Linked DNA regions of Homo sapiens: region 2 is linked to region 1. Evidence: chromatin loops called from intact Hi-C (ENCODE). Cell type or tissue: B cell. All regions are shown on one strand. Region 1 overlaps SH3KBP1 (SH3 domain containing kinase binding protein 1). Region 2 overlaps SH3KBP1 (SH3 domain containing kinase binding protein 1).

Region 1 (2,500 bases):
GAGCATGTCACGCTTGGTGCAAGGTCTCGTCACTAGTAGATGGAAATATACAATAGGACCCACTTTCACGACATGCCTCATACAAACGTGGGCACACTAAGATCCAACTCAGGCCTTGTGAAAATAAGCACCATATACAATGGTGCAATGTGATTGAACCCAAAGCTATCCTCAGAGCCTAGTGTACTGTGTGGAGCTTGCACAGTTCCAGCATTCTATACTGTGTGAATTATAAACTCCTCTGCAACATGAGCAAACTTCAGTGGGCACCGATTATACGGACTCTGACTTTTACAAAGGTACTTAAGGATTCATGTCAGCAATGCAAAAAAAAAAAAAAAAAAAAAAGAAGTCAGACTTGGCCAGGCACAGTGGCTCACGCCTGTAATCCCAGCACTTTGGGAGGCCGAGGCTGGGGGATGACTTGAGGTCAGGAGTTCAAGACCAGCCTGACCAACATGGCGAAATCCCGTCTCTACTAAAAATACAAAAATTGGCCGGGCATGGTGGCAGGTGCCTGTAGTCCCAGCTACTCAGGAGGCTGAGGCAGGAGAATGGCTTGAACCCGGGAGGCGAAAGTTGCAGTGAGCCGAGATCATGCCACTGTACTCCAGCCTAGGGGATAGAGCGAGACTCTGCCTCCAAGAAAAAAAAAAAAAAAAAAAAAAAAAGACTTATATGTGCCTTATGCAGAGAGTTTGGAACTCTGAATGCATTATTCCCATAGAAGCAAAGTTATAAATGGTGATTAAGTTCCCAGACTGACCCACAATGCAGCTAAAATAAGTCATATCTGCAATATTATCAACAACTAAAAACTGAAAAATAATGAGAATAAAAGACATTTTTATTTATCAAAAATACTTATGCTCAGTGACATACCAAGCGGGGGCAGTCTGTGCCCAGGCAAGAAGGGGGCTGCCTGTAGAGAATTCACAAACAATAATGAAACAACAATGAAGCCAAAAAGTTAGTTGGCTTTTTACTTTCGCCACCTGCTGACAATTGAAAACAACATTGGTAATAAAATATTGCTCCTTTGAGGAAAAATGGGTTCAACAAAAAGTGAAGAAGAAGTAGATAAGGGTACTTGGAGCTATTAGGCAGGAGATTTTGGCATACATACCTACAGGGATTTCAGTGTGATTCTTTATTTTGTCCAAATTAATATCTATATCTAGAGTCATGCCTATGGGAGTCCTTTTTTTTTTTTAATCCTCATTAACAATAATCCTGGTCCATAGGGGTATCACAGATAGAACAAGGATCAGGACACAGATTATATGAGTTCAAAGAGCAATTCTTAGGCGAAAAAGCAAAAGGGCTAAAAAAATCCATAAGTAATGTGAGAAGCCGTGGGTCTGGGATGGAACTGCACAAATAGTGAACACTGAGTCAGAGGAATCAAAGGCATCCTCCATCAAGATTCTCCCAAGGAGAAGGAAAAGGTGGGCAGAAAGAGGAGTTTCCTAGGAGAGCCACCAGGTGGAGCCACCACCACAAACCCACTTCATGGCTTGTCCTCTGGGTGGATTTGGGCGGACACCAGCAGGAGTATGGCGGGAGTCTTAAACCCATGACTAACCCATGGGAGACTCATTAGTGTTAATGCCTTGAAATCAGAAGACACAGAGATAGAAAGGAGATTAAACATAACAGAAAAAAAAATCTAAAAACCGATTTTATCAATGACCCACACATAATCGCAACATGATGGCTATACCCTCCTATGTAGTTCTTACCATGCATTTCACCACCCCTCACTCTAGGCTCAATAGGTTCAGAAAATAACATGAAAAAGGGTAACACACACTCCAACATCAATTGCTGGTGCTAACAACGCAGTGTCCCAATAAAACTTGCCAGAAATGCAGTCAGGGATCAGTTAGTTTAAAAGACTTCTTTAAAGGCTCTTGACTCCAGAGCTTTTGAGAATGAAGGCCCACTGGAAAATAAGACTATAGATGCGTATACAGATACATTCACACAGACGTATATATTACTGAATGACTATGTATCATATCTATCCCCATTCACTGCCAGATCGCCAGATTTTCATTTCCCCTGGGAAAGACCAGCTCAGGTGATAGCCAAGAGCTTCTACACAACAGTAATGTCTTCTGTTAACTCTTATTCTATCTGTCCATAAACACCAGCTCCTTAAGTCAAATAAACAGGCAATCTTGAAACTCAAAGAAAAGTCTGACCCCAAATGGCACATTTTCAGATTCCCAGTTAACTGGCAAGAATTCACATTTATTTCTCCAATAGAAAATTTGAAAGAAACAAAGTCTCATCTCTACAAACAAACCCCCAGATCTCACATTTACCTTAAACAACAAACCACTGGCAAACCAAAGAGGTTGACATTTTCTTTACTAAGGACATACTTCTTTCCATCCTTTGTTAACAGTTTCATTTCTGCCAAAGAGCTCACGGCCTATCAAGATCCACGCCACCGCCTTGGCGCCATGAGAAGCATTCCAGGCCCTCACACTAA
Region 2 (2,500 bases), 56 kb before region 1:
GTCCTGAGCGATAGGAGTGGGAGATGGCGCTGCCTTCAACTGAGATGGGGAAAGCTGTGGGTAGAGCAGTTGGAGGAGGACGATGAGTTCAGGTTTAGGCAAACGGATATGAATTTAAGATCTTCAAGTGGAGATACTGAAGTAAGCAGGCAGTTGGACATACAGCTCTGAGGTTCAGGAAAGAAATGTGCTGAGATAAAAACTTTCAAGTATTATATTTGACATTGACATTGCTATCAACAGTAACTCAATTTATTATTGGCAGCTAAAACTAATATTAATAGCAATAATAAGAGTCATACACACACACACACACACACACACACACACACACACACACACACAGTCCTCCTACACAAAGAAGATAAAGGCCAGGAATCATAAAACAAACAAAAGGAATGAACTGTTTGCTGACTGAGTCAATGGTCGTTTTCACTTCAACCACTTGAATAAAAGAAGAAAAACTGCATCCAGTGTTCCTTTCCAAGATGGGGACTTGCTCTTTTGTAAATGTTCACAGGAATCTGAATGTGACCATATGCAACAGAAGTGAGCTCAAGAGCTGGGACACTAGTTTTCAGATCTTGAAAAATATCATATATTGATTGCTGAAAGGAACAATGCTGACTCAAAGAAACTTCAACATTGAAAAAAAAAGTTTAAATGAAACGGTTTTTAATTTCTAGGTATCTGCCCTTTCTGCCTGACTCATCTCTAGAGGGATTCAGTGTTCGAAAAGTTTCCTTTTCAGATTCTGCTTCTAATGCATGATGACACTGGGCAAGGTTGCTGAGGGCGGGTGGAGGGGTGGATGTCCTACAGCTGCAGAAGATGATGCAACCTTTAAAATGTTATCCCACCAAAAAAAAAAAAAAAGAAAGAAAAAAAAACAACAACACTTAAAAGCCACCCATAAACCTGAATTAGAGAGGTTGCCAATACCCCGTCCCCCAAATCTGCTGGCACAAATGTCAAAGCAAAAATTTCAGCACTAAATCGAATTAACAAACATGCCTTAAGCACAGCACGAGAGTAGCTTATTATAATTTGGAAAATTCCACAGTATTTATCAACTCCTAAGCAAGGCTACAATGCTCAGAAGTATACCACAGTAGACGTCATCGGCAGCCACAAGCGCGAGGGCTCTGGGTGTGTTGCTGTGGTAACCGCGTACTCAGCAGCAACATGCTGCCTGCCTCTCACTAGCCCAGAACCAGAGGCAGAAGGAAACAGCCAGCTTCCTGAAGGGAACAACCCAGGGAGTCACAGCACAGGCCATCTCCATCATTCACACCTGCGGGAGACTTCCTTTCAACAGTCTGAAATTATCTCCAACTAACTCTTAGAGAAAAGGTGCACAATTCCTTCACTCTAGTGCAGAACCACAGTCAGCACACCCAAGCACAAAGCACTAGAGAAATGTACAAGGAGCGGAGAGAGATTGGCCAGTGTCTGAAAAGTGTCAGGGTCATGCACTTAGGCGGGTCCAGGAATGAGGGGTTTTTCTGGGAAGCAGATAGAGAAGTACTGGTCCATTTCCAAAGTCATCCTGAGAAGCATTCCCTAGAGAGATCAGCAAGAAAGAAAGCAGCAAACTAGAGCATGAGCCTTTTGAGGGAAGTCGTTCCCACACAGAGGGAGAGCTAAAAAAGAAGACAGGACAAACAACTAGTACATGAGGACATGGAAACCCTAAAAGAGGAATTGGAAGCCTCCAGCACCAAACCCCACAACGTACTTTTGGATATTCCACATTAAGTTGAAATCAAATAGAAACTGTCGAACATACCTTTTCTACCGGCAGAAAGTCATTTTCTACTTCAATTGACCTTGGTCTTAGTTTGATTGGCTTGTCTTTGAAAATGTCTCCAAAGCCCACTCCCTTAACTTTCTTGGGCTGGATTGCTGCAGTTGCCACTGTCCCGTTGGCACCTTCAGACTTGGTGCTGCTTGAGTCACCCCCATCACTCTCGGAGCCTGTGGTTTCCCTTAAACCTGTCAAGAGTGGGGATGGGGAGAGAAAGAGCTCAGAAATCAGCCAGAGCCCTGAAGAAGAACTTCACAACCAGCCAGGAACCACCTCTAAAAGTGTGACTGGGCACAGGATAACTTGCACTAGGCTTTTGTATTCAGTATGTTGAGTAGTTTGACTGGCTCTGAGTTTTGTTTGATCTCCCCACCCCTTACTTTTAATTTTAAGATGTGAATCAAAACAACTTTTCAGAAAATCTAATTCCAAAGCAGATATCTTTGTACATGTGAAATTCACCCCTCTTTAGCCGGGAGCCTGGTTTTGATCCAAATTTGTTTTCCCATAGCCTGTGCAATAGCAACCCTTCCCACCCACCTTGTTGCCTCCCCACCCAGTCAGTACCACATACTGTACCTCCAATCTCTATGACTCATGTCAATTAGCAATTAGCAATGAAAGTAACATTTCCTAAAGGGAAACTGTAAAGCTAAAAGCCATTTAAACAAATGAGCAATTAAAGAAACCACA

Evidence for each region. Hi-C counts contacts between places; a loop is a spot of excess contacts. Peaks named below come from ENCODE experiments on the same cell type or tissue, not always from the same donor. Only the 100,000 strongest peaks of a DNase experiment are listed, where the experiment ranks them.
Region 2: it touches region 1 in a loop (2.5-fold over the local background); 10 of 110 quality-filtered maps call a loop at or near these places.

Annotation. Positions count from the first base shown.
Region 1 is chrX:19,738,369-19,740,868 of GRCh38, forward strand. All of the region lies in intron 3 of SH3KBP1 (SH3 domain containing kinase binding protein 1), which reads right to left. Among named protein-coding and RNA genes, the nearest start is that of SH3KBP1, 150 kb to the right of the region's middle. In B cell, a CTCF peak has its summit at 1,467 (motif pointing right); a DNase peak (open chromatin) is centred at 1,503.
Region 2 is chrX:19,682,034-19,684,533 of GRCh38, forward strand. It overlaps SH3KBP1 (SH3 domain containing kinase binding protein 1), which reads right to left. Exons shown (of 18, transcript NM_031892.3): 6 at 1,790-1,995. Among named protein-coding and RNA genes, the nearest start is that of MAP3K15, 170 kb to the left of the region's middle. In B cell, no CTCF peak of the experiment used is centred here; a DNase peak (open chromatin) is centred at 1,158; H3K27ac peaks cover 1,730 bases.